Linked DNA regions of Homo sapiens: all the other regions are linked to region 7. The links are chromatin contacts, found by Hi-C or POLR2A ChIA-PET in ENCODE. All regions are on one chromosome and are shown on one strand. The core of a region is the stretch at or near the end of the contact, and the rest is flanking DNA. Distances in the headings are between cores, read along the strand shown. Region 1 holds the start of TTBK1 (tau tubulin kinase 1). Region 2 holds the start of YIPF3 (Yip1 domain family member 3). Region 3 has its middle 20 kb from the start of MRPS18A. Region 4 holds the start of MRPS18A (mitochondrial ribosomal protein S18A). Region 5 holds the start of GTPBP2 (GTP binding protein 2). Region 6 has its middle 14 kb from the start of ZNF318. Region 7 holds the start of TFEB (transcription factor EB).

Region 1 (3,825 bases), core at 925-3,424, 1.5 Mb after region 7:
CAGCTGTCCCTATTAATTTTGAAAATAGGATATCCCTTCAGAGCTGTCCCCAGTTGAAGCAAGGGGGTCAGGCCTTTATACTCATCAACTGGATGTGGGATGTCCCAGGAAGGGGGTATGATCTTGGATGAGGCAGCTCCCTTGGCCAAGGGCAATTCCCAGAGAACAGGTCAGCTGAAAGCAGTCAGCCTTCAACATCTCATATCTGGGAGAATAAGCACCTACATTCTGGAGGGAGATCTGAATGGCTCTCCACAGTATCCACTACAGTTCCAAAAACCAAATGGATAAAATCTAATCTTCTTAGCACTGCACACAAGGTCCTTCATGATCTTGCACACGCCCGCCCCAGCCTCATCTCATGCTGTCTTCTCAGCCTGGAAGTCTCTTTCATGCTCTGCCCTGGCCCCACTTGTCTGTTGGCAAACTTCTACTAATTCTACTAATTCCTCAAATTACAGTTGAATGTACCTCCTCCAAGAAGCCTTCCCTGACTACTCTTGCAGGCTCAATGATCCTTCCTCCCAATGTGGTGATTAGAACCATGGACTCCAGAGCCAGGGACTGAATTCCAGCTCTGCCACTTTCTAGCTGTGTAACCCAATGCATATTACTTAACCTGTCTGTATCTTAGTTTCCTCATCTATAAAACAAGGGATAACAATAGTACTCTTACTTCATAGGGTTGTCATCAGGATTAAAGCAATTAACATATGTAAAGTTAGAGTAGTATCTGGCAGAAGTAAATAACTGCTGCAATTGTTGTTGTTGTTGTTGTTATTATTGAGACAGAGTCTCGCTCTGTCATCCAGGCTGGCATGCAGTAGCATAATCACGGCTCACTGCAGTGTTGACCTCCTGGGCTCAAGAAATCCTCCCCCCTCAGCCTCCCGAGTAGCTGGGACTGCAGGTGCACACCACCACACCCAACTAATTTTTAAATTTTTTGTACAGATGAGGTCTCACTATGTTGCCCAGGCCGGTCTTGAACTCCCGGGCTCAAGCGATCCTGCTGCCTTGGTCCCCCAAAGTGTTGGGATTATAGGCATGAGCCATTGCACTTGGCCCATTGTTGTTGTTATTATTATTCAAGTTGCTCTGATGCATTTGTTGAAGGCATTAAGGAAGGAAAGAACTGGCTGGGCACAATGGCTCATGCCTGTAATCCCAGAAATTTGGGAGGCCAAGGTGGGCAGATGGCTTTGAGCTCAGGAATTCAAGACCAGCGTGGGGAACATGGTGAAACCCCGTCTCTACAAAAAATACAAAAATTAGCCGGGGATAGTGGCTCATGCCTGTAGTCTCAAATATTTGGGAGGCTGAGGCTGGAGACTCGCTTAAGTCCAGGAAGCAGAGGTTGCAATAAACTGAGACTGTGCCACTGCACTCCAGCCTGGGCAGCAGAGTGAGACCCTGTTTCAAAAAAAAAAAAAAAAAAAAAGAAGGAAGAAACTGAAAGAGACAGGCGGCATGCAGAATGTGTTGTTCAAGGAATGTTGGAATGTTGAGTTGTTGAGTAACCCAACATGTCAGAAGGGGAGTAATGGCCTAATGGGTCCATGTTGGGAAGATGTTTTGATGTTACAGTAAAGAGTGTCCATCTTATTTGGTAAGCAGTAAAAACCAATGGCAGAGTTTGTCCACAAATGAAAGAAAGGGCCAAAGAAAGAGAGACACAGATTGAGCCAAAAGATAAAGCATATAGGTGGTGAGGTGAGAATTGCACATGACGGGTGGTGGGTGCGAGTGTGGGATGGTCCCAGAAGTGGTGGGTGATGGGGACGTATGGGAGGATGGGTACAGGAGAGGGGGATGAGTTGAGAGGAAGGCGATATAAACATGTAGAGGATGGAGTGGGGAATCAGGCGAGACTGATGGGTCAGATGAGGAATTTTAGACATGCTAGGAGTGGGGAAGATAAAGGGTGATGGAGACAGGTGAGTTTTATGGGAACAGGTAAGGAGTGATGGGGCTGTGCTGGGAGATGGAGTCAAGCGGGTGGCAGAGAGCTGTAAGGAGAACCTGAGAGCTGGAGCGGGACAGCCAGAGAGTCCCAGGGCTGGAGGAGAGCGGAGCGGGGCCGTCGGAACGTGATGTCAGAGGAGGAGCCGTGATGTCAGAGCGGGCGGCGGGCGGTGATGTCAGGGCTGGTGCTGATGCTGGCGGCGCGGTGCATTGTGGGCAGCTCCCCGCTCTGCCGCTGCCGCCGCCGTCGCCCAAGGAGGATCGGGGCCGGGCCGGGCCGGGATGATCCGGGTCGGAAGGCCGCCGCCGCCGGAGGGAGCGGGTCACCCAACGCCGCACTGAGCCGCCCCCGCCCCGCCCCGGCCCCGGGGGATGCGCCGCCCCGAGCTGCTGCCTCCGCCGCCGCCGCAGCCGCAGCCGCAGCGGGCACAGAGCAGGTGAGGCGGGGCGGGGCGGGCCGGGGTCGGGGCGGGGGCTCCTTCGTGGGCTCAGGGGGCTCCGCCTGGCTCGCCTCCCAGCGCAGCCTTCTTGGGCTCCCCTCCGCGCTGCTGTCGCCGCCCGCTGGGCTGGGACGCTGGCCTACACCGCCTGGGCCGCGCCGAGGCCTGGAGCCGCTCCCTGTCCCCAGCACACAGACCTCCCTCCCCAACCCGTCCTCCGGGCACTTTGCTCCTCCCCACTCACCTCCGTCCCCTGTCCCCATGGCTTCACCCCTGGCTCTCCTGTCATCCCTGACGAATCATTCGGCTGTCTCCGTAACCTCCCTCCCTGTCCTCAGTCCCTCCATGCCTCCCACCTGCCTTCTTACCTACTTCCTCACCCCCTCAACTGTGCCCAGAGATCCCTCCCATGGTCCTATCTCTTCCTTGCCTGTCATCATTATCTCTCACGGGTCTCTATCCTACCCACCCCTCTCCTCTGATCCTGTCGCTCCTCATCCCTGCCATTCCCCTCTGCCTCCCTCCACACCTCTTTCACCTGTTCCCATCACCCCTCGCTAGTCTCCATCACCTCTCCTTACCTGGGCTCCCAGATTCTCACACACACCTGCTGACACCTTGCAGAGTTACACATCAACACTTGTATTCACAGGCCATGATGAGCTCCCACCAGTTCCACGTACCCCTGTGTACCATCACTGGCCCCACATGCTCCTATCTGCACTCTCTGACAGATATTCATACAAACTCCTGCATAAGCCCTCGCCTTCACCATGCGCCCATGTGCACATAGGGGTCTGAGGCGGCAGTAACGGGGCAGCCAAGTGTCCCATGTTTGTATCATCCAACCCAGTCTCAGCTGAGCATAGTCCTCAGACACAGAGAGAAGGAGGGTGGAGAGGGAGAAGCAGGTAACCCTCATTTATCTTCCTGGCTCCACTCTTCCTTCTCTTGCCTCATCTGTTTCTTTTTGGTTTGCTCATCTATAAAATGAGAGCAGGACACAAATTTTCCTTATCAACCTAACAGATCCACTGTCCCAGGACTGGAAAGCCCACCAGAGTTCACCCAGTTTAGCTTCTGAAGGCCCCCTCCCACCAGTTCAATTGCTTCTTCAGTCTTGTCCTCAACCTGTCTCCTCCACCTTTATTCTAGAACCCCCATCCCTACCTCTCCCTTCATCCTGCCACTGCCCTCACTGCCCTTCAAATTCCTGATGCCCCATATCCCACTTTGGCAGAAAGAGGGAAGTCCTGATGCTCTGAAGTTGTAAGGATTGGAGGAAACAGCTCAGCTTAGTCACTTGAAGAAAGAGAAAAGGAGTGGCAGCGTCCCTCCCCATGAAGATCCCTTCTCCATATGTCCACCATGGCCCATCATGAATTAGAAGGTGGTTTCCACACCTCCACGTCCCACCCTG
Region 2 (3,618 bases), core at 706-3,205, 1.8 Mb after region 7:
CTATTAGAGGCAAGCGCAGAGTTCTTTTTTTTTTTTTTTTGAGATGGAGTCTCACTTTGTTGCTCAGGCTGAAGTGCAGTGGCACGATCTCGGCTCACTGCAAGCTCCGCCTCCGCCTCCCAGGTTCATGCCATTCTCCTGCCTCAGCCTCCCGAGTAGCTGGGACTACGGGCACCCGCCTGTCTAATTTTTTTTGCATTTTTAGTAGAGACAGGGTTTCACCGTGTTAGCCAGGATGGTCTCGATCTCCTGACCTTGTGATCCGCCCGCCTCGGCCTCCCAAAGTGCTGGGATTCCAGGCGTGAGCCACCATGCCCGGCTGGCAAGCACAGAGTTCTATAGGAACACCAGGAGAGAACAAACTGGGGATGGGATTGAGGAATGTGGAACAGAGGAAGTGACATCTGAGGTAGGTTTTGAGGGAAGATGAGTAGTCAGTTAGATGGAAAAGAAGAGGAAGATGGTGTGCTATTATTACTTGTTTCAGTGACAGGTGCAGTGATGAGAGGTGATGGGGTCATGAAGACGGGGAGCCCATCAGAGCCCAGGGCTTGAAATCTGACTGTAGTGTGCATGAAGGTCTAGGTGTTAGGAGGGAAGCTTCTTCAAGAGAAGGCTCCTCACCTGCTTCGCACCTGAGCAGGCTCCACATCAAAGTAGGGTCTGAGGATGTCGATGTTGGCGTACAAGCTGAAGGCCCTGGAGGCTTGTCTTTTCCCAGCCTGCCACATCTGAAGTAAGGAAGATGGGCATAGGTATTGTGGTACTGTTGGTTCTAGATCCTGTTGCCTATTTTCCGTTTGATTTCTACATGGTTCTAACTGGACAACCTGGGGCGAACATCACCAACACCAATTCCAGAACACGGGACATACCTAGGTCTACTTTTCTACCTGCAGAGGATTCAATCTTGCTTACCTGATCTGCCACCTGCCGGCTCAGCTGTCCCTTAAAGCCCTTCATGCCCAGGAACTCTCCATCCTCCTCTTCAGCAGCAGCTGCATCAGCTGCATCAGCGTCTACTTCTTCCTCGCGCAGGCGCTGATGCAGCTCACCCATATCCTCGAAGCTAGAGCCTGAGGTATCATCCATGTTCTCCATGTCAATCACAGCTGAGCCTCCGCCCTGTGAAGACAATGGCTCCTAGAGTGCAGGACTTTTCTGTTCCATCCATTAAGTCCTCTGCTCATCCCAGGGTTTAGGGCTTTGTTCTTCCACTGCTGAGGATACGGCTTGGAATCACTACAGATCATGCCACTCCATTCCCCCTCATATGCTCTCAGAACGCCTGGTTTCTAGCTTTGGCTATCTTTTCTAGCCTGGGAAACCTACTAGTCTTCCATTCATGTCTTTCTCCTATGTTACCTATCAAAGACTAAAAGGCTGAAAAAGTGCCCATTTCCTTCTTTCCTAAGCCCCAAACAAAACTATACACATAGTATGTTTTCAGCGAATGCCAGTGAATCCCACCCAACCCCACTCCATGCCTTACCCCGACCAACCTCCTAACTTGTTCCAAGAATACCTTCTTCCTAATGCCTCGGGCGGGCCCTGAAACCCGAGATCCTCAGGCTGGAGTAGTAGTCTGGCCCTTTCAGGTCAATGTTAATCCCACTGACTTTAGTGTGCACGAAGACCCAAAGAAGAGAGTTTTGTAAATGGAGCGGACTTCCAGGCCCAGAGGGGGAATCCCCAAGACACTTCTGGACATCGCCGGCCCTCCGGCTGCTGGCAGCTGGTGCCTTGGGGCCATTACCTGGATGTTTTCTTCGAACCCTCCCCATTCCGGGCCAGCTCCATTTCGGGCGCCGCCCGCCGGCGCCGCTGTAGTTGCCATGTCCCTTGAGGGCTCCCGTCGCTGAAACCCGCGCTAGCCCCGCGCGCGGAGTGGGCAAGATGTGGGCCTCCGGAAGGTAGACGTCCAGGGTCGAGGAGAGGTGGGATCGGCCGGAACACAAAAAGGAGAAGCCCGGATGTTTGGACAAAAGCAACTTCCGGAAGCTGGGGACGTGGACGGGGGCGGGGAAAAATCTCGCGATATTTAAGATTCCAGGAGGCGGTGCGTTGCCACGGAGACGGAGCAGGGCTACTAGGACGCACGCGCGAGATAGAACCTCTAGTCTCGTGGAGAGATTGAAGATGGCGGCTTCTCAGGCGGTGGAGGAAATGCGGAGCCGCGTGGTTCTGGGGGAGTTTGGGGTTCGCAATGTAAGCCTTGTGGCCTTGAGCTCGGGCGGGAGGAATGAGAGCGGAACAGGGATGGGTCTTGGGATTGGCGTGGGGATAGCTGTGGGCTCACTGTCCCTTCGTGGACAAATTCGTCCCTTTGCTCTAGGTCCATACTACTGACTTTCCCGGTAACTATTCCGGTTATGATGATGCCTGGGACCAGGACCGCTTCGAGAAGGTAAGTGGGGCCGGAGTTGTCTGGGGAGGGTTATGAAGGCCAGACCTTGTGGTCTGAGCAGCCTGTGTCTGTCTCAGAAGCTGCTCTTGGGGGTCGCTCCGTTTGTAAGTTTGTTGAGCAATGTGCTAGACGCTCCGTTTACAGGCCAAATTAGACACGGTTTCTACCCAGTTCTGCAAAGATGTTCAGTCTTGTTGAGGAATGGTGTGTATAAACAGTGAATCTAGTGTAATATGGTGAAGGTGGTTGATAGCGATGAAGACGGCAGGGTTGGGGTGGGGAGCATTACGCTGAGACCAGGAAGAGGGGCGGAGAGGTACTTAACATTTCAAGAGGAGGGTACATCTCAATTGAGCCTTGAATGGTAAGTAAAAAAGAACAGGAGTTAAATTATGAAGGGTTTGTTTCAAGTCAGTGAAGTTCAGGATATACAGGTTTTGTGTGTATTTAGTCTTTTGTATTGTTTCACTTAGCTTAAAATAAGGGTTAAAATTGCATTTAAATAGATTACTGAATGTTACCGTTTAGGCAACTGACCTTTGCGTGCAGCTTATAAACATGATCTGTAAATCAGTGCTTGGGAAAATTTTACTTTTTTAACCTGTTGATACAAGGAATAAAGTATGAACAATGAAAAAGGTTAATGCTTGAAAAAAAATTATGGCTTGTGTGAAGTGTGCTCCGGGCATGTCCAAGTAGTTCTGGCATGAGTGGTAGGCAAGGTTGAAGTGTGTCTTGGGCACTGTTGATGATAGGGAGATTGAATAGTTCTTAAGCAGACATGATGAGATTTGCAACCTTGGTGGCTGGGAGGGAATGAGTTTGAGGAGGATCATATGGAGCAGGCAGATCTGTTGTAAGGGAAGCTGAGGTTGAAGACATGAACTAAGACTGATGGTAGAAATAGAGCAAAGGTAGAATAGAAGGTAAATTTATGATTGCTTTGGTAAAGGCTGTGGGGGTAGCATAAAATGACTTTTTGGCTTGGGAACTGCTTTGATGCATTGTGGTATCATTTACTGAGAGGAGAAATGGGTCTGGGGAACGGGAATGATGATGCATTGTTTTCTGCATGTGGAGAAATCTAGCAGGCTAGAAGACTGCATGCTTGAAATGAGATCAGAAGTGAGATAACATTTTGGGAGTTGTCAGAACAGATAGTTGCTAAAACTGTTAGTACAGTTAAGGTGACCTGGGAGAGAGACAAGAAC
Region 3 (3,978 bases), core at 240-2,739, 2.0 Mb after region 7:
GTTTAACATACTAGGGTTGGTTTGCCTAAGCCATTGCTCTCCAGCCTGGGTGACAGAGCGAGACCCTGCCTCAGAAAGAAAAGGAAAAAAAAAATGGTTTCACTGTACATAATATATGTGTGAAGTGACCATAAACACTAGAAACATCTAGAAATACTAGAACTATATTTCAGAAGAATGTAGTTTGATATTTATTGAGTATAAAATTTTCTTTTTTTTTTTTTTTGAGACAGTGTCTGAGTGCAGATCTTGGCTTACTGCAACCTCTGCCTCCTGGGCTCAGGCAACCCTTCCGCCCCAGCCTCCTGAGTAGCTGGGACTACAGGCGTGCACTATCACGCCCAGCTAATAGTATAAAAGTTTTGTGCACAGTGTAACAAATACAATTTTTACAAATCTGCTTTGAAAATGTGGTGGTCATTTCTTCGGGTTTCATACTATTTACTTCATCCATTGCATTTTAAATAGCTTTGTGTCTTGTAACAGCTCGGTTCATCTAGTCCTGGAGTCTAGCTCCAGTCAGCCCACTTTTACCTGCTTGGTGAGGACACCAGAGCCTGCTTCCTCTTCCATTACTGTTATTAAGATTCCAGTTGCCAGATGTTCCTCCTCTCCAGTCAGGTCAGCTATGAGCAAAGTGTCATCAAACACGGCAAAGGAAGTTGCAGCTGGGTAAGTTCTAGTATTCAAATAACTTCTCTTCTTAACTTCTGCTAAAATAGTCTCTTTCTAGCAACTTCAGGCAACTGTACATTTTAAAAAGCTGCTTACAAAGCAAATGTGCAGGCATCCAAAATGCTTCCATAATAGGCAAATGAGAGAGGCGAATGAGATCATAGCATAGAATTCAAGCACGCTTTCCTGGAGAAATGCATAAATTCCTTTTCTGAATTATCTGTGAATTTTCAGTGATATCTTCAGTGATCTGGCTAGTGGCTTGGATCTCTTCTCCAGGAGGTCCAGACTGAAATCTCAGTGGAACACAAGGGTGGCAGAGCCCCAGTGGGAGCCACAGATCCTTTATGGAAGCATCTGTGGATGGTGCTGCAAACTCTGCTTTAACCTTACACATTACTGTAGTATTTCCCAGCTTCACTAAAGGAGAACCGACTGCAGTACTAATTGAACCTGTGTTGACAGTTGTGGTTCTGAATTCACCAAGTTCTCTTTCATCAGCAAGGCAGATCTCTTTCAGAAATCTCCTGTAATTACCAGAGGTTCCGTGGTTTTGAACCCAGCTACCATCTTCCCAGTGCCAACTGTCCCCTCATTATTGTGATTTTTTACAGCTGCACGGTGTTCCACTATGTAGACGTACCAGGGTTTATTTACCCGGACTCCTGTTGTTTCACCTTGGTGTTGAACTTGCTTCCTGCTCTGTGCTGCGGTTTCCCACCATACAGTGAACCTTCAGGAAAGTCTGACGCATAGATGTGGGCTTAGGGGCAGATTGCCATAAAGCAGAGGGCTTCCGTGAGGAAAGGCTTGGGAGAACCCCCAGGTTTAGCCCTCAGAAGCGCTGAGAAGGGCTTGGCACCTTCCACAGTCTATGGGTGGGGGCACCAGCCTTCCTACTGGGTGTTACAGGAAAGGGTAAGTCAAGGAGGCCCAAGGTCAAGAAGTCATCCAGATTGGAGATGCCCGGGTTGCTCAAATAATGGCAACATGTGGTGCCTAATTAGAAATTCAGACAAAGATAATAGTACAGGCAGAATTCAAGGTCATAGAATGCCACAGCCGGAAGGGGCCTCAGAGACCACTGAGTACTCCTCCTTAGAGTCATAATAATACAGAGTTAAAATTTATTGAGCCTTGCATGCTCTGTAGCATTCCAAGTGCTTTTTATCTATTAACTCATTTAATCCTCACACTATTTGAAGAAACCGAGATGCAAAGAAGATACAGCCAGGTTCACAAAGCCGGTACGCAAAGCGCTGGGACTGAAACCCCAGGAGCTTGTCTGGGGCCTATGCTCTTACCCTTCACGCATTCCACCTCTCTACACTGCTGAGGAGACTGAGCCCAGGGGGATGTCACTCAGCTCATTGGTGGCAGAGCCAGGGCTAGAACCCAGAAACCCTTTAGGTCCTCCCTCCAACACACTGCCTCAGTTTGCCTGATGGGCTCGGAGGGGCCACAGCGAGGCAGGGGCAGGAGTCAGCAGGGGTGTGGCTCTGGGGATGAAGAGAATGGCTGTGATTCCGCCAGAAGAGTGGTGGGGCAGCCTGGTGCCTGCAGACAGGCAGACCCTCTGATATTACAGGTGGGTCTGGGATGTGTCTTGCAGCCCCCTGATGTTGACTCTCTTAATACTCTCTCCAACTGTGGTTTGTCCCCTCGGTGGTGTTTCTGTGGCCTGAACTGGCTCCTTGCCCTGTCTCCAGGCCCATTAGTTCCTCTCTCCCCACCTGTCATCAGCAGCATCACTTTACCAGATAAGCAGGGCCCACCCACAGTGTTTTTGGGGCAGCAGGGAGAGCATTTACTCAAGAAACACAAAGAAACCACATGCAGGGTAGAACTGTGTACACAATGAGGACTCCATAAATGCTCTCAGCATCTCCTGCTGAGGTGTAATGATAGAGACTTGGTAGTGATGGCTTCAGGACTTTCTGACCTCATCCAAGGATGGGGCACTTTCAACTACTCTTGCTGCAGGTCTGATCACCCCGTGGGTCTGTCTCAGACCCAGAGGCCACACCCACTGCACAGGTAAAGACCCAGGGATGGAGCAGGGTGGCAGCTCCTCCCTTCCTGCCTGGGCGCTCACCAGACTTTATTTATTTATTTATTTTGAGACGGAGTCTTGCTCTTGTCCCACAGGCTGGAGTGCAATGGCGCGATCTTGGCTCACTGCAACCTCTGCCTCCCGGGTTCAAATGGTTCTCCTGCCTCAGCCTCCCGAGTAGCTGGGATTACAGGTGCCCGCCACCATGCCCAGCTAAATTTTGTATTTTTAGTAGAGACAGGGTTTCATCATGTTGGCCAGGCTGGTCTCAAACTCCTGACCTCAGGAGATCCACCCGCCTCGGCCTCCCAAAGTGCTGGGATTACAGGCGTGAGCCACCATGCCTGCTTTATTTATTTATTTATTTATTTATTTATTTTTTGACACAGAGTCTTGCTCTGTGGCCGAGGCTGGAGTGCAGTGGTGTGATCTCGGCTTACTGCAATTTCTGCCTCCCAGGTTCAAGCGATTCTCCTGCCTCAGCCTCCTGAGCAGCTGGGACTATAGGCATGCACTACCACACCCTGCTAATATTTGTATTTTTGTAGAGATGAGGTTTTTTCATTTTGGCCAAGCTGGTCTTGAACTCCTGACCTCAGGTGATCTGCCCACCTCGGCCTCCCAAAGTGCTGGGATTACCACTGTGCGTGGCCACTTCCCACACTCTTTACTGCCCATAGCTCTGCATGGCTCTGCTCATATTGGGCTGGCCTGGGGGCTGTGGGCAATTCTAGGTCATCTCAGTCCTTTTGGCACAGGGCCTGGCATGCAGTAGGCACCCATCAAGTTTGTGGGACCAATGAGTGAGGCCACCAGCCTACCATTCTGTGTCTTGGATGAAAGCTACATCATCCTCTATTCTCTGTCTGGCCCTCACCCAAGTCTCCCTCCTCCCCCTCCTCCCCCTCCTTCCCCTCTTCCCCCTCTCCTTCCTGACTCCCAAAGGAACTTGTAGTTTATCCAGCCTGTCTTTTTTAGTTTTAAACAGCTTTATTGAGATATAATTCACATATCTCCCAACTCACCCACTGAAAGTGTACAATTCAGTGGTTTCAGTGTATTCACAGACTTGTGCAACTGCCACACAATCCGTTTTAGAGCGTTTTCCTTACCAGCCCATCTTTTGGCAGCACCCATTCTGCTCAGCTTTCAAACACCCACAGGTCTCCTCAACTTAGAAAGAGCCTCCCTTGACCCTGGTCTGCACTTTCTGGACATTGTGCAATATGTTTCCCTCCTTCCGTGACTAA
Region 4 (3,675 bases), core at 386-2,885, 2.0 Mb after region 7:
AAATATTTGTTGTTAAAACAAAACGATTCCTCTTGCCTTTTTTTCTGGAAGCATAGCAAAATCTGCCTCAACTTTGAATTTCATAAGAATATGCAAATTGTAGCCAATAGTGTTTGACACTTGGTAGACTCCCCAAAATGGTATGGAGATATGCCTATTTTGCAGCATGGGAACAAATGAAACATCCAAGTCCTCTCTATCATCTGCATGATTTCTTTAGTGTCTTTATTAATGGGTCTACTAATGGATAAGTTAATCAGGCAATATCCAGACTTTTTTTTCTAGCAAATGCTCCACTTCCCTTACGGGCTAAATTCTTCAAACATACTTACTATTTCCATCTCTTCATCAACTATCTCTTTCATTTCTCCAAACTGGATTCCTTGTTTGCCACTCTATTGAAATTGCTGTTTGAAAGCTACAAAGAGACCTCTTCTGAGACAAATCCAATGGCCCCTTCATTAGGCCCTTTTTAGACTTTTCTGCTCCCTCTGACAACAATGATCACTCTTTTCCACTGGATACTTCTCAGCTTTCGTTAAAGGATATGCTGCCCAATACTATGCCAGATCCTCAAAAAACCCCACATCTCTTCTTTTGCACATCACTCATCCTTTCCTGCTTCCAGGAGTACACAAAGGAAGGCTATGTCCTAAAAGACCGTTTCACTCTCCGCCAGATTCCATCCTTTTGTGAGCCTGCTCAAGACACATCCTCTTTATGAAAACTTCCAACTGGGTTTGCCGTTTCCAGTAACTGAGTCTCCCTGTACTTCGTCACGTAAAAGGCTAACTTGCATTTATTGGAGTGTGTATATACATAATCTCATTAGAACCTAAGCTTTTCAGAAAAAGGGCTGTATTTTCTGTCTCCAGAATTCCTTCACAGCTTGAAGCATAGCACTTGGCATTCAGTAAACTCTCAGTTGATGCTCGAATCAGGCCGCTTTCCCAGATTAAGATTAATGAAAAGCTGAACTACCATCCTGCATTTGCCTATGTCTCAGCTATTCAATGGCCTTTCCACTTTGGCCTCCCCCTCACAGGGAGACTAGCGGCCCGGGGCAGAGAACGCCGCCATCAGATCACAGCATTTTGAGAAGGGAAAGTGGAAAGGGAGGCTCTGGGAGGGTACCCAGATGGCCTTCCTTCGTGATCCAGAGACTCTTTAATAAAAGAGACTGCGATTCGGAGAACATGGAAGGAAGAATTAACATGCAAACCCTTTCCGAAAACTTTTCTGAGCCCTAGGACAGGTTTAGTGTCTGCTCCTGCTAAGTAAGCAGGCTTTTCTCTCCGTCCTCCTCCGCCTTGTGAAGATACTCACAAGGGGCAGGAGATCAAGATAAGGCACCAGGGTGTGGAAGGGGCTTTTAAGCACGCCTGGGGAGCCGGTACCTCCAAAGTTTCAGAATCGGACGAAGGAAAGGTAGGAAGGAGCGCACCGGGGCTGGCGGAAGCAGTCTCTGCCGCTCTTCTTAATTTCAGGAGGTTGCTGGGACGCATGACTCACCTTCCCTGAACCCGCGAGCTGGAAGCCGAGACCAGCTGGTCGCTGCCGGGCCCGCTAGTAGCCCACGGAGAAGCCGCCCACAGCCGGACACCAGAGCCTTGAGGGCCGCCATCTTCAAAAACCTACCCTGACCTCTCGTCCATTTCCGCTTCCGGAACGTAGCGCCCGCCGCCGCAGTGGTGGGGCAGGAACGGCGGGGCGGGGTTGTAGTTCGCTTGCTCCTGTCACATCATTTCTCTCACCTGTCCGCTTTGGGATACGAAGAGAGGCTTCTGCGTCAAGCCTATATTTCGTGTTAAGGATCTAGGGGAGGTCTTCTAGCTCCTGTCTGCCAATGCCTACAAGTCTTCAAGGTTGCATTCGTTTCCTGGAAGGCTTCCTTAGGAAAATCGCACGCAACACCCCACCTATGTCTTTAAAGCTTTCTCTTCACTGCACGTGAGCTGTGGACTTTTAGCTTCTGTGACTGGGGCTAGACCTCTACGGGAGAGGCTGAAATGGTTAGGAACTCTGGCTCTGGAGTATCGGATATCAGGCAGACCTGGGATAGAATTGATACCCCCTTCTTCCCTGACCACTGCCACACTGATCTTTGATTTGCATATACTTAGACCTCTCTCTAGCCCCAGGGCCTTGATACAAGCTATTTCCTTTGTCTGCTCTTTAGCTGTCTAGTTAGCTTCTGCTTATTTCTTAGAGCTCACCTCAAACCTTATTTCCACAGTTTTGCTTGACTGCCCATTCTCAGCACCAGATGCCTCTCCATCTTAGTGCTTGGGACAATTTCAGTTTTATGTTTGTTTTGTATGTGTCTTCTCACCAGACTGTAAGCTCCATGAAGTCAGGAACATTGTTTTCTGTTGACTCGCACATCTCCAGCACTTAGAATAGTTCCTGACACATAATAAGAGTACAATATATACTTGTTGAATGAATGAGTAGAATCTATTTTATAGGGCCTAGGGGAGGACTAGACCCTGAAGATTAGATGTGATAAAACATAAGTGATCGGCCGGGTGTGGTGGCTCATGCCTGTAATCCCAGCACTTTGGGAGGCTGAGGCGGGTGGATTACCTGAGGTCAGGAGTTCAAGACCAGCCTGACCAACATGGTGAAACCCTATCTACTAAAAATACAAAAATTAGGTGGGTGTGGTGGCGGGCACCTGTAATCCCAGACACTTGGGAGGCTGAGGCAGGAGAATCGCTTGAACCCAGGAGGCGGAGGTTGCAGTGAGCCAAGATCACACCATTGCACTCCAGCCTGGGCGACAAGAGTGAAACTCCGTCTCAAAAACAAAACAAAACAAAACAAAACAAAACAAAAGGGCTCAATAAACATAAGCTAGTTAATAGAGCAGTTATGGAGATGACTCTTTTCACAAGTTGGACTCACTTGTGTTGTAAGGAAGCTTATGGTACCAAAGAGAAAATACAACTGCCAGTTTTTCCTCTTTCAGATTTGTGAGACGTATAGGATGTTCCTCTGGAGCTCCACAGGAAAGGAAAATCATTCACAACTCAGTTCTTCCTATCCTTCTCTGATTCAAGATGGGAAAATCAGGCTTATTAAATGACATAGCATGTTTTCTGATGAGTAGGAGAGGAGCCCATCATCCAGTTGGGACCGTCACCCTAATAGGAGGATGCAGAGCAGCTGCTGTATGGAAAATGTGAGTGGCATCACCATAGACAGGGAGAACAGGAGAAATGCAGCATTGGGTTACGTTAAAACATCTCATTTAGCAAAGGTAAACCCGGTGAAGGGGAAACTTAAAAGAAAAGTCAATCAAGGTGGTAGAGACTGACACATGGATTAGGAGTGAAGCAGAGGGTCTTAGTGAGGTGTAGGTCTAGGTGTCCCAGCCAGGATCAAGAAAGCTTTGACTCTCCCTATAGCTTCCAAGTTTGTTCTGCATAGATGACCTTGAGCTTATAGATGTATAGATGACCTTTTGTGTTTGTACTACATCCTCTGTTTCTTCACCCATTTCCAACTTCCAGGAATCCAGTAGAGACAAGGGCAGCAACAGAGCCCCACCCAGGGCTTGCTTTGGACACAGTGAGCTAAAGCATTCGAGTGCCAACCCTCTTCTCATTATCTTATCTTAACTTATCATAAACAAATTTTATTTTAAAAAACAACTATGACAGGTAACATGTG
Region 5 (4,111 bases), core at 669-3,168, 1.9 Mb after region 7:
TAGGAAACACCATTTCCTCCCTGCCTGCCCCTTTCAGCTGATGTCATCTAGAGTAAGAGGCTGCAAGAGGTTCTGGATCAGAGCCAAAGGGTGAGCTCAGCAATGGTCACTACAAGCCTGATGACCGAGAAGATCTAGGTGAGAGAGGAGAAGAGCTCCAAAGCTGGGGCTGAGAGGAACAGAAAAACTCAGAAAATGTAATGAAGCGGACAGACTCGCTATGGCCTTTACCTCTTGCCCCCTAACCTCAGTGGAGGTGAAATCCTGAATCCACCCCACAGTCTCTTCTAGCTCCAGTGGGTAGCACAGCACAGAAGCACCCTGTTACCTGAGGCTTCCCCTCCCAGGTACAAAGGGATATGGGATTTGCCTGTTTGGCCAGTCTGCATTTTTCTACCCGCCTCTCTGGATATTTTAGTTTTCCTCTTCCCTTCCTATCATTCCATCCCTTCAAGGCTGTCTGGCTCCCAGGCCCTAACAGGTCTTCACTCATAATCTCCACTTCATGGTGTGTTAAGGAGATTATTTTTTTTCCCCATCAATAAAAACCTTTTAATCATTTTTCTGGGGATGGGTGGCTTCAAAAAATGTGGTACAAGAATGACAGTCTAGGGCCCAGACCAATGGTTCCCAAAGTGAGGTCCTGGGACCAGCAGCATTAGTATCACACGGGAACTTATAAGAAATGCAAATTCTCAGGCCCATCCTCACTAGTAAGAAAGAATCAGAAATTCTAGGCTGGGCACGGAGGCTCACGCCTGCAATCCCAGCACTTTGGGAGGCCGAGGCGGGTGGATCACCTGAGGTCAGGAGTTTGAGACCAGCCTGGCCAACATGGTGAAACCCCATCTCTACTAAAAATACAAAAATTATCTGGGCGTGGTGGCGGGCACCTGTAATGCCAGCTACTCGGGAGGCTGCAGCAGAAGAATCGCTTGAGAACCCGGGAGGCCGAGGTTGCAGTGAGCTGAGATAGCCCTACAGCACTCCAGCCTGGGTAACAGAGACTCCGTCTCAAAAAAAATAAATAAATAAATAATAAAAAAATAAAATTGGCCAGGCGTTGGGGGCCAGCAATCCGGGTGATTCGATACATGCCAAAGTTTGATAACCACTGGCTTAGGCTGTGTGTGTGTGTGTGTGTGTGTGTGTGTGTGTGTAGTGAACATACTGCTCTTTTCCCGAGTACTGTGTGTGTGTCCGTGTGGAACATATTGCTCTTTTCCCGGGTACTCCCCTTCTCCCTGTGGAACAAGTTTAGAAGAAGTGGTGGTTACTGTCTGCCTCTCGTCCCAGGATGCAGTCTCTCTTGCCCTATGGCGGCACACGCAGTTGGTCGGGGTGCTCTTCCTGGGATCCCCTTTCTCTACTTCTCTCCTGGGGTAATCTAGATCAGAAGGGGGAGTCCTCCCTCTCCACTCTTCCTCCCTGAGGTCCTGTCACCTGAGAGTCCAGTCTCTGCCCTTCCTCCCTGGGGTCCCGGGACCTGAAAGAGGTGTTCTCCTCCCGTGCCCCTCCTCCCTGGGGTCTCGACACCGGAAGGGGAGATTAATTATCTGGGTCCCGCCTCCCTAGAGTCCTGGGCCGGAAAGAGTGGCTTCTTCCCGCCCTACCACTTCTCAGGTGCTCACCTCGGGGGGCAAATACGGGGGGTTGTTGGCTTTGCCCCCTCTGTTCCTTCCGTTCTTCTTCTTTCCCTTTGGCCCCCCGCAGCCGCTGCTGCTGCCGGCCCCCCTAGCCTTGAGGGTTCCGCCCACGGCCGGGCCCCCTCCGGGCCGGCAGCAGCCGCCGAACAGCTCCGATACCCGCGAGTCCATCCGCCGCTGCCGCCAGCCCCCCGCCCGGCCCCTCCCCCGACCGCCGCCGCCGTCGCCGCCGCCCTTACTGCCACTGCCGTGTCCGGCCGGCCTGAGCAGAGTGGGGTGGGGCTCTGCACAAGCTACGCCCCCCACCTCCCTGGCCTCCGGGTCGCGTCAGAAACAGCCGCGGGGCACCACGGGATATAGAGTCCCCAGGCCTGGGAATTCACTTAAATGACACGTCGCCGCCCTACAACTCCCAGGAGGCATCGCGGCGCAAGTGGCCGCGGGAGTCGTCGGAGGCGTGGGGAAGGAGCGCGCCTTGGCGCGCAAAGGCTTAAGGGAGCTGTAGTCTGACTTCCAGTCCTCGCGCTATGTTCTTTTTCTAGGACTTGGGGGGAATTTAGAGCCTCGAGGCCTGGGGTGGGGACGCGAGGACACCAGCGTAGAAGAGCTTACATCAGAATCGAGCTTTGTGGGCGCTCCGGGATTTGGCCCTTTAGCGCGGATCCTAGACAACAGGTTTTGGACCTCGAGAGCTGCAGAACTGAGGCTACTGGTGCCGCCAGCCTGCTGGCTCCGCCTCTGCCTCAGTTTCTTCCCCTATGGCCCGCGTGCCGCTGGGGTGAGTCAGGGCGAACGCCAGGGCGGAGGCGGATGGTGATTAGCCAAATTACGGCTGTTATTGTTGGGATGATTATGCTACCTTTACATAGTAGTCACTGCTTTATTACCAGGCTGGCACCGTCCAGGGGCTGGTTTTAATAACCGGAGGCACCGCGGTGGCCCCGACACGAGACCCGAACCCGTAAACCAGCTTCCTCCCCGAAGGCTGCAAGCATACCCAAAGCGAGTATTCCTCCTCCCCTTTGTTTTGAAGCAGAACCAATCGGGAAGAACTGAGTTTGGTTTTAAACGGCCAAGACTGTAGGAGGGGCCTGGCCCCTACTTCGGGCGGGGCTAGGGCTCGGGTTACACCAACCACCACGAGGGCGGGGCAGTGGCCGGGAATAGAAACTTGGCCTAGGGCCACAGGGGATTTTTGGCTTTTGACTCTCTTGTGAAGCAATCTCCAGCTCTTTAGTGCTGTTGCACTCTACAGAGTACATACATTCAGCGACATAAGCCAGTGCACAGAACACAGAAAGGCAGGGTGGAAAAGCAGTTATGTTGCTGAGCTGCGAGTCAGGACGCTAGGGCTCAATTCACAGCCGCATGGCTGTCTCATGACTCAGACCACTCACAGTGTGTCCACTTCTCCCCTCTTCTCGAACTGCGAGGTGCTCATACACGGTCAAGAAATTAAACAACTCAGCCGGGTGCGGTGCCTCACGCCTGTAAATCACAGCACTTTGGGAGGCCAAGGAGTGTGCGGATCACCTGAAGTCAGGTGTTCGAGACCAGCCTGGCCAACACAGCGAAACCCCGTCTCTACTAAAAATACAAAAATTAGCTGGGCGTGGTGGCGCATGCCTGTAATCCCGGCTGCTCGCGAGGCTGAGGCAGGAGAATCGCTTGAACCCGGGAGGCGGAGGTTGCAGTGACCCGAGATCACGCCATTGCACTCCAGCCTGGGCAACAGAGCGAGACTCCAACTAAAAAAAAAAAAAAAAAATTAGCCCAGCATGATGGTGCACATCTGTGGTCCCAGCTGCTCGGGAGACTGAGGCAGGAGAATCGCTTGAACTCGGGAGGTAGAGGTTATAGTGAACTGAGATCATGCCACTGCACTCCAGCCTGGGTGACAGAACGAGACTTCGTCTCAAAAAAAAAAAAAAAAAAAAAAAGAAAGAAAAAGAAATTAAGCAACTCTTCTCTCCAGACCTCAGTTGTCCTTGGAAAACTAGAAGCAGCAATAATGACTTACCTCTGGTGATCCCTTCAGGGGTTCAGACTTGGTAGAGTCCATGGCTTCCTCCCAGGGCCACAAGGAGGGAGGCAGGTTTACTGATCATGCTGTCCACATAGCATAATTTCCCAAAGCAGTGAGAGCAGAGAGACCAAAATCTGCAAAAGGGCCTAGCTGACCATAGGCCAATTATGTGGGTCTTCAGTGGTTGAAAGCACATGTGACTTTTCTTAGTCCTGTGCCACTGAAGGAAAGGTTATGCCGTAGAGGTCAATGCTAGCCAGGGGCACAGGCCTACTAGGGAAACTGCTGCTTAGAGACAGAGACTAGGGAACTCAGTGAGAGATCTCAAGAAGGATGAGAATTGGAAGGAAGAGATAAGACCATTCTCCCAACATTCTCACCATGACCAGCCCTGGGCCCTCTTGATAACCAGAGCCTGCTGCACTTGTCTGATAACATG
Region 6 (3,883 bases), core at 982-3,481, 1.6 Mb after region 7:
TTCTTTTTTCCCCGTTGATCTACTGCAGTGAGGAACCCAAAGTGGCCAGTGGCCATCTCACCCTAAACTGTTGTTCCTACTGGTGGAATATTTCTCACCAGCAGAGCTCAGAGTTGATGTAGTGGGGAGAATAATAGTTCCCAAAGATATCCACATCTTAATCCTCAAAACCTATGAATATGTTACATGATAAGAGGGAATTAAGGTTGCAGATGGAATTAAGGTTGCTAATTAGCTGGCCTGAAGATGGGAAAATGATCCTCTATTATCTAAGTGGGCCCAATGTAATCACCAGTGGTTACCTTCTAAAAGCAAGAGGGAGGCAGGAGAGTCAGTATTAGAGCACTCCATCATGGGAAAGATTCGACCAGCCATTGCTGGCTTTGAAAGGGGGGCCATGAGCCAAGAAATGTGGGTAACCTCCAGAAGTTAAAAAAGCCAAGGGAACAGGCAAGATTTGTCACCTAGGGCCTCCAAAAGTAACACAGCCCTGTCCACACCTTAATTTTAGCCCAGTGAGACCCATTTTGGATTTCTGCACTCCAGAGCTGTAAGATAATAAATATGTGTTGTTTTTTACTTTCCAAGTTTGTAGTAATTTGTTAAGGATACAAGTGTATTTTTTTTTTTTTTTGAGAAACTGTCCCACTCTGTTGGCCGGGCTGGCATGATCATGGCTCACTGCAGCCTCAACCTCCTGGGCTCAAGCAATCCTCCCACCCCTCAGCCTCCCAAGTAGCTGAGACTATAGGTATATGCCACCACACCCTGCTAATTTTTTGTACTTTTTGTTGGGACTGGATTTTGCCATGTTCCCCAGGCTGGTCTTGAACTCCTGGGCCCAAGAGATTCCCTTGCCTCAGCCTCCCAAAGTGCCGGGGTTACAGGTGTGAGCTACCACGCCCAGCCACAAGTGTAACTGTAATAGGTACCACCTCACCTATATATCTCATCCCCACCCTTGTATATTTTTGGTTATGAGAGAAATGCTCCACATCGTTGGTCACTATTTCAGAGCTTATGTCACATTCTGTAGGATACCACTCTAATCTTTTTTTTTCTTTCTTTCTTTGAGACAGAGTTTTGCTCTTGTCACCCAGGCTGGAGTACAATGGTGCGATTGCGGCTCACTGCAACCTCCAGCTCCTGGGTTCAAGCTATTCTTCTGCCTCAGCCTCCCGAGTGGCTGGGATTACGGGCATGTGCCAAACACGCTTGGCTAATTTTGTGTTTTTAGTAGAGATGGGGTTTCACCATGTTGGTCAGGCTGGTCTCGAACTCCTGACCTCAAGTGATCCACCCGCCTTGGCCTCCCAAAGTGCTGGGATTACAGGCGTGAGCCACCGTACCCGGCTGATACCGCTATGATCTTATGAGATGTTGTCTCCAGTTGGCAAAATAAAAACTAAGACCTCAGTAAGCCTATTCTATAAGACTAGCTGGAATATACAATAAAACTAAATAAGGAATCCCAGAAGAGTTGAATTGTGTATCCCAGCTGTCTTACTTCTTCCACCGTAAAAGTACTCCCTTGGCCAAAAGCATCATTGTGTGGGATGTCATGTTGAATGCCTTATGAGTCATTCAGTAAGTTTCTGGATGGTGCTGGCAAAAATACAGTGAGTAGGAAAAATATATAGAAATTTAAAGTAAGTTTCTTCTACAATGAAGATAAATTACTGCCCTGTCCATGAAGGAAGAGGTCCAAACTGGCAGTAGCAGGTCAATCTTAGTGTGAGAACGTCCACGTGATTGAGCCTTTACACTCAACATGCATTGCCTCCATCAGTGGTCCCATGGTCACTTTGTTCACAAGCTCATACAGCACACTCTGGTGTAACTAGGGGAAAGGGTGGATACCATCCATAGAGCAGTTCATCTTCTCTACCTGATTGTTGATAACCCTCTTCTACTCACGAGGCACAAATGTTCTCATTATAGTAGATTGGTTTTCTCAACATACGTTCTAAACTCCTTAGACTGGTTTTCTCAACATACATTCTAAACTCCTTCGTACCTTTCTATACTGAGAGTCTAGAAAGATAAAAGCTGTATTTCTCAGATCCTATTACAGTTATGGTTTCAGGTGTAATTGAGATTTTTGCCAATCAGGTATATTCCCATGAGACTTGAATGTGAAACCCAGTTAACTGAGTGATGTGGAGAAAGAGGCAGGATATGAAGTATTCACTTTGCTGCTGTGAATCATGACAGAGGAAGTGTGGTTCTGTGGTTACCGACGTGCTGATTTGCTGGTTTCCTGCAGTGGAAGCCATAGCTTACCCAAGCATAGCAGAATCAGTGAGATTCTGGGTGTGGGGAGTGCTCTTACAAGCTCCACCTAAAGCTTCTTCCCCTACCCCTTACAAATATTGTGTAAGCCACACGTGATCCCTGGTAATAACGCCCTTCTCCCTTAAATTAAGTAGAGTGGTATCTGTGGTCTGCAACTGAATCATGACAGATACTGTCACATTTGGGAACCATTTTAAGAAGTTCTTCCACATTATACTTCTCCAACTTCATTTTAATATCACTTCTAACTCCCTAATCATCTAGCCAAACCATTAACCTCAGACTCTTTTTTTTTTTTTTTTTTTTTGAGATGGAGTCTCGCTCTGTCACCCAGGCCGGAGTGCAGTGGCGCGATCTCAGCTCCCTGCAAGCTCTGCCTCCCAGGTTCACGCAGCTGGAACTACAGGTGCGTGCCGCCATGCCTGGCTAATTTTTTTGGGGTTTTTTTTGTATTTTTTAGTAGAGACGGGGTTTCACCATGCTAGGCAGGATGATCTCGATCTCCTGACCTCGTGATCCACCTGCCTCGGCCTCCCAAAGTGCTGGGATTACAGGCATGAGCCACCGGGCCCGGCCAAATCAGTGTAGACTCTTAACCTGTTTCTCCTTCTGGGAAAACTGGTCAGGTAGTTGTATTTCTTGAAGTCCTGACTATCCTCAGTGTCCTTCAGGGTCACCCTTGATTGGGGGCCACAGTATCACAGCAGCCCATTTCTTTCTAATGCCAGCACATTAGGTGAAGACAGCTACAAACTAATCATGACTTTATTCCACTGCAGTCTGGTAACAAGGCCCATTTCATTGGTTATAGTGGTAGATGAAATAGCAATGCAGCAGAAGTAGTGGTGTGGGTGCTAGGAGCCATTTGTGTTTTCAGGATCTGCTGTGGCCTCATTTTGTGTATGTCATTTCTACTTGATAATGGATCCATGTCCTAGGTATGAACCAGCTTTATACCTAGGAAGACCAGATGATAGCCAGTTCATGATTATGCTGTGATCATGCTGGGTTCCATGATCATGCTGTGTCCGTGGCCCAGCAGCAAGCTGAGAGCTGATTCTCAAAGAGAGAATATTTACCTGCCAAAAGGCATGCTCAGAGGGCCTCTGCTATGATTATTCTATCAGGACATGCCATAGATGATAAAGTACCTCAGTCTGCCACAAACACTTTGAACATTATAAGGATCGCAAGGACTAAGTTGCACTGCAGACTGGACCAGCTGGAGAACCTTTTCTTCCTCTGAATCTCACTCAAGTATGGCTTCATTTCAAGTGACCAGATAAGGAGGTCAGAGCAGTAACCCAAATATGATCAATGTTGTCTCTAAATTCACCTAAGTGATGTGACTCTTTTGGTTTAGGGGTAGGTAGCACAAGTAAAGCAACTTGTCCTTCATTTTGAAGGGAGCACCTGTATGCAAGATCACTAAACATCAAGAAATATCAGTGAAGTGAAAAGCCTTTGTACTTGAACCTCCCTACCTTCCGGTATACATATATTTCCTAAAGCGTGTAAGATACTTGCTATTTTTTACTCCATATGCCCTATTAGTTTGATGTCATGAGTTCAGTGGGCCAGCATATCT
Region 7 (3,609 bases), core at 605-3,104:
TGTCCCTCCCCGGACAGTGAGCTCCCTGAGGGGAGGGCCTGAGGACTGTCTCCCAGTCGTGGCACCAAGAACTGCGTTCTAACCGAGCGCATCCGCATCTGTCCACCCAGAAGGAAACCAGAGACCAGCCTCCAACCTCATCCCCAGCTGCCCAACAGTGCCAGGTCTGGGCCAATGGAATCTCGGCCAGGGCGGGTGCAGGGGCCTGAGGCCACACCCCAGAGGTGTCACTGGGGGCCTGCATCCGTCTTGTCCCTTTCCCTGAGGGATGAAGCAGCCCCTCACTCGGGATGGGGGGAGGGCAGAGGATGGGAGCTGGGCAGTAATTAACCTGCACTTCCCCAGCGAGCTCTAAGCCAAAAACTGCGCTCAAGTTGAGTGCAGAAGCTCCGCGCTGAACCGTCCCCAGAACAGACAGGCGAGAGAACGACGGCTGGAGCTGAGGGGGGTTCGGGGGAAGGCGCAGCGGCCAGGGGCTGGCGGAGAGCGGAGGGCGGGGGCCTGGGCCCAGCGGGGTTCGCGCAGACAAGCCCCGCCCCGGGCTCCCTCCCTTCCTCACCCGGGGCGCGGGGCTGGGGCGCGCCAGGCGGCTGCGGCGCGAACCTGCTCGCGCAGCCCGGAGCAGCTCGGGGCAGCCGTGCGTGAAGCCGGAACCCCGCGCGGGGAGGGGGCCGAGCTGGCATCTGCCCGCTCCCTTCCAGGAGGCGAGCGGACGCGCTGGGCCAGAGCTGGTCGGGACAGCCCAGGGGTGGGCGGCACGGACTCGGGGGATCGGGGGGAAGGGGGCGTGTTTTCCGGGATTCGGGACCGAGACGGGGGGAGGGGGAAACTCGGGGGGCGGGCAGGCAGCTGGGAACCCGGGGGGAGGCAGACAACGGGGCGCACGGAGGGAGCGCTCCGGGGTTGGTGTTCCCCAGGGTCATAGAATAACCCACGGGGAGAAAGAGACTGCCCAGGGACTCGAGGGGACGGGGCCAGGGGCGGCTTCTTCAAGAGACCGAGCTGGAGGAAGGGACGGGAAGGGAGGGAGAGATGGTACTTCCACCCGCCCCCCCATCAGCCCAGCCCCCGGGGCGTGGCGCCGCTCTGGCCCTCCCACTCCCCCCGCTGGCCTGGCCAGACTCAGCCCCCGCACACCTCCCCTACCTCCGACCCCCTCTCAGGCATCGCCGGCCCCAGCCGTGTCCGGTGGAGGGGGAGTGGGCGCGGGGCCCGCGCGTCCCTCAAACTTCTTGCGAGTTCACCATCACGCCTCCCGCCCCTTCGACTCCCAGCTCCGGGCCGGGAAGGCCCATGCCCGCCCGGCCCCTCCCGCCCGGTTACATAAGGTCGCGGAGAAGCCGCCCCCGGCCCGCGCCTGAAGGGAGGGGCCGAGGGGGCTCCCGGCTCGGCGGGCAGCGCCGCTCGGGCCACGCGCTGGGCGCCCGGGGGCGGACGGACTGCGGGTGGGTGGCGGCGCGCACGGTCCTGCTTCCCTCTCCTGCCGGCATCCCCCACCCTCCCACCTGTCTCCGGGACCCACGGGATAGGGGCCAGGGAGCCTGGGTCGGGGGTCCCGGGCCCTCCTCGTGCCTCTCGCTCCCCGGTCCCGCTCACCTCGCTCTGAAGGTCAATCTGTCCGCCGCCCGCGCCCCGCGGCTCCGGCAACTTGTCGCAAGTTCGGGTGCCTGGCCCGCAAGCTGTGCCCGCCACCTGCTCCCGGCCTGCTCCGGCCCCGTGCCACCAGGGAGGCCCGCCCCGTCCGCCCTTCCCGCCGCCGTCGGCGCCGCGGCCGCTCCCTGCGTCCCGCCCGGGCCGCCGCCTCCGCTGTCACCGAGCCCCGCGCCCGGCGCCCGGGCTCCGGCTGTCACTCCACGCACACTTCCCTCCGCGCCCGGCAGAGGGCAGCACCCGCCCCGCCTCCCAGCCGCTCTGCCTCGGCGCCCACTGGGAAGCGTAGTTCTCGCTGCAGTCCCGCTAGGCACGCCGGGATTTGTAGTCCCGCTCAGCGGACTAAGGCTTACAGGGAAAGAGGCTCTTGACTTGGAACCTCTGATCCACTTCTACCTCTTTGCAAGTTTTCTTTCTCCTCTCAGTAAAGTCCCAAACCAGGGCTCACTAAGATACATTCTGTAGCCTGTCCGACCCCCTAAAAGGAACCTGCAGCCTGCTGTCCTTCGGCAGTCTAAGAAAGAGAGGGTCCCAGATGGTGTGCTGTTGCCATAGAAACTCCACCTGTGGCAAATTCCAGCTTCTCTTCAGGAGTAGGGTGCAGGACCTGGATCTTGCACTTTTATCCCTGCCCCGATCATAAGGGGCAAGGCCAGGGTGAGCCTGGCGAAGTACAGGGTAAAATATGACAGTAGAAGGCAGCCTGCCCCCATTATGGGTTCTACATTCACGCCCCACTCACCAGCCTGAGCTTGCTGTCATGTTGCTGGACAGAAATTGTCTGAGCTCCTTTCATGTCACCTTCCCTTGTTGGAAGTTCACAGGGTGCGGAGGCATCATTCTCTACTTTCTCCTCTTCCCCGCCCCTTTTTCCCTGTCTCCTCCCCCAGCCCCTCCCCTGCTTTTCTTCTCCTTCCCCTCCTCCTTTTCTTCCTCTCTCTCCTCCTTCCCCACATACAATGTTGCTCCTGGTTTCTGGATCTTTTGCTAAGAGGCTCCTGAGGAGGACAGGGATGAAGTCCAAAGGGACAAGATCCCTTGCTGAGTTGGTTCCAGCAAATAGGCTCGATTTCTCTGTGACTCAAGTAGGAACACTCTCCCCCGGCCCGCCACCCACCCACCCATGATGGCGCTACCACTGTCTTCCCTTTCCAGGGGAAAAGTATGAACTTTAAGCTCTGAGGGTTACAGAGCCCATCCCAAGCCATGCCTTAGGTCCCATTTCTCTTAGAATCACAGTGACCCACCAGGAAACCTTGTAGCCACTCAGGGAAAACTCCCTTCCAAAAACAACAGGATGACCAACATAAAGAAGAACTATTTATTATTAGAGAAAGTCCAGAGTCCAGAAAAAGAAGGCTGAATCCAGAGTGGAAAGACAGATACAATGCCCTAGGAGGGTGCAGGGTCAAGAGGAAGAGGGGAGCCCACGTGTCGAGGCAGCAAGTCTAGGCGGCAGTGGCAAAGCCTACTCTGTTGTTGCCCAAGTCGTAGACGGAATAGTAGGACCTGAGGAAGACATCCCCGAGGATCCACAGGGGCTGGCCGTTCTGGGAGGACAGGTAGGTGGGCTCGACTCCCACGGTGCAGTAGCCGTTGTTCTGCTCAACAAAGAAAGGCAGCACTCATTCATTTGTCCACACATGAGCTGGGCCCTGCTCAGCTCTGAGCCCTGGGCTGGGAGCACAAGTGCAGAGCTGAGGGAGCCAGGGTCTCTGCCTTGAGGGCTCATAGGCCAACTGAGCCACCAGAGCAGAGCGGGTGGGAGGATTTCTGGAACAGGTACATTCAGGCTGCCGTGGTCCTCAGCAGGGTCTCCTCTCCCCATGATGGGAAACTTCTCTTCCCACAGACCTCCCTCCTGCTCCCAATTTGGAGCAGATCAGCCTGGTGGTTAAACCTTGGAGCCAAACCAACTTGAATTCAAACCTTAGCTGTGTCGCCTTGAGTCAGTTACTC

Evidence for each region. Hi-C counts contacts between places; a loop is a spot of excess contacts on that map. ChIA-PET counts read pairs that join two places held with the same protein, here RNA polymerase II (POLR2A). Pooled maps may share reads with other maps.
Region 1: a loop to region 7 is called in a map of CD8-positive, alpha-beta T cell, with 7 times the contacts of the local background. The contact joins the promoter of TTBK1 here to the promoter of TFEB in region 7. A Hi-C loop is called at or near these places in 2 of 168 maps with a recorded cell type or tissue (CD4-positive, alpha-beta T cell and CD8-positive, alpha-beta T cell) and 5 of 50 pooled maps.
Region 2: a loop to region 7 is called in a map of CD8-positive, alpha-beta T cell, with 4 times the contacts of the local background. The contact joins the promoter of YIPF3 here to the promoter of TFEB in region 7. A Hi-C loop is called at or near these places in 1 of 168 maps with a recorded cell type or tissue (CD8-positive, alpha-beta T cell) and 6 of 50 pooled maps. POLR2A ChIA-PET finds 5 or more read pairs at or near these places in 2 of 52 experiments (B cell and WTC11).
Region 3: a map with no recorded cell type shows a loop between it and region 7 (14-fold over the local background). The contact joins the enhancer-like site here to the promoter of TFEB in region 7. A Hi-C loop is called at or near these places in 3 of 37 single-sample maps with no recorded cell type and 2 of 50 pooled maps.
Region 4: a loop to region 7 is called in a map of CD8-positive, alpha-beta T cell, with 23 times the contacts of the local background. The contact joins the promoter of MRPS18A here to the promoter of TFEB in region 7. A Hi-C loop is called at or near these places in 2 of 168 maps with a recorded cell type or tissue (CD4-positive, alpha-beta T cell and CD8-positive, alpha-beta T cell) and 6 of 50 pooled maps.
Region 5: a loop to region 7 is called in a map of CD4-positive, alpha-beta T cell, with 6 times the contacts of the local background. The contact joins the promoter of GTPBP2 here to the promoter of TFEB in region 7. A Hi-C loop is called at or near these places in 4 of 168 maps with a recorded cell type or tissue (CD4-positive, alpha-beta T cell, CD4-positive, alpha-beta memory T cell, CD8-positive, alpha-beta T cell and 1 more) and 10 of 50 pooled maps.
Region 6: a map with no recorded cell type shows a loop between it and region 7 (17-fold over the local background). The contact joins the enhancer-like site here to the promoter of TFEB in region 7. A Hi-C loop is called at or near these places in 7 of 37 single-sample maps with no recorded cell type and 4 of 50 pooled maps.

What each region holds. Positions count from the first base shown.
Region 1 is chr6:43,241,307-43,245,131 of GRCh38, forward strand. It overlaps TTBK1 (tau tubulin kinase 1), which reads left to right and starts at 2,175. Exons shown (of 15, transcript NM_032538.3): 1 at 2,175-2,402.
Region 2 is chr6:43,514,971-43,518,588 of GRCh38, forward strand. YIPF3 (Yip1 domain family member 3) reads right to left here and starts at 1,956. Exons shown (of 9, transcript NM_015388.4): 1 at 1,757-1,956; 2 at 919-1,125; 3 at 625-731. The coding sequence starts at 1,837. It overlaps POLR1C (RNA polymerase I and III subunit C), which reads left to right and starts at 2,119. Exons shown (of 9, transcript NM_203290.4): 1 at 2,119-2,208; 2 at 2,336-2,407. The coding sequence starts at 2,140. RefSeq lists an enhancer at 1,696-2,245.
Region 3 is chr6:43,705,507-43,709,484 of GRCh38, forward strand. It overlaps the pseudogene EXOSC8P1. Among named protein-coding and RNA genes, the nearest start is that of MRPS18A, 20 kb to the left of the region's middle. RefSeq lists an enhancer at 1,648-2,490. Within about 2 kb of position 1,490, at least 8 of the 41 ENCODE cell types and tissues checked have a DNase peak (open chromatin) inside an H3K27ac peak, as active enhancers do.
Region 4 is chr6:43,686,156-43,689,830 of GRCh38, forward strand. It overlaps MRPS18A (mitochondrial ribosomal protein S18A), which reads right to left and starts at 1,636. Exons shown (of 6, transcript NM_018135.4): 1 at 1,513-1,636. The coding sequence starts at 1,624. It overlaps LOC124901320 (a long non-coding RNA gene), which reads left to right and starts at 2,807. Exons shown (of 2, transcript XR_007059586.1): 1 at 2,807-3,184; 2 at 3,516-3,675. RefSeq lists enhancers at 1,390-1,449, 1,395-2,006.
Region 5 is chr6:43,627,346-43,631,456 of GRCh38, forward strand. GTPBP2 (GTP binding protein 2) reads right to left here and starts at 1,919. Exons shown (of 12, transcript NM_019096.5): 1 at 1,632-1,919. The coding sequence starts at 1,817. It also overlaps a transcript of MAD2L1BP not described here. RefSeq lists silencers at 1,629-1,708, 1,729-1,868 and enhancers at 1,929-2,108, 2,729-2,948.
Region 6 is chr6:43,381,665-43,385,547 of GRCh38, forward strand. No RefSeq gene overlaps it. Among named protein-coding and RNA genes, the nearest start is that of ZNF318, 14 kb to the left of the region's middle. RefSeq lists an enhancer at 1,835-2,014. Within about 2 kb of position 2,232, at least 9 of the 41 ENCODE cell types and tissues checked have a DNase peak (open chromatin) inside an H3K27ac peak, as active enhancers do.
Region 7 is chr6:41,733,754-41,737,362 of GRCh38, forward strand. TFEB (transcription factor EB) reads right to left here and starts at 1,855. Exons shown (of 9, transcript NM_001271944.2): 1 at 1,597-1,855. It overlaps PGC (progastricsin), which reads right to left. Exons shown (of 9, transcript NM_002630.4): 9 at 2,958-3,251. The coding sequence ends at 3,099. RefSeq lists silencers at 404-843, 974-1,503, 1,544-2,013.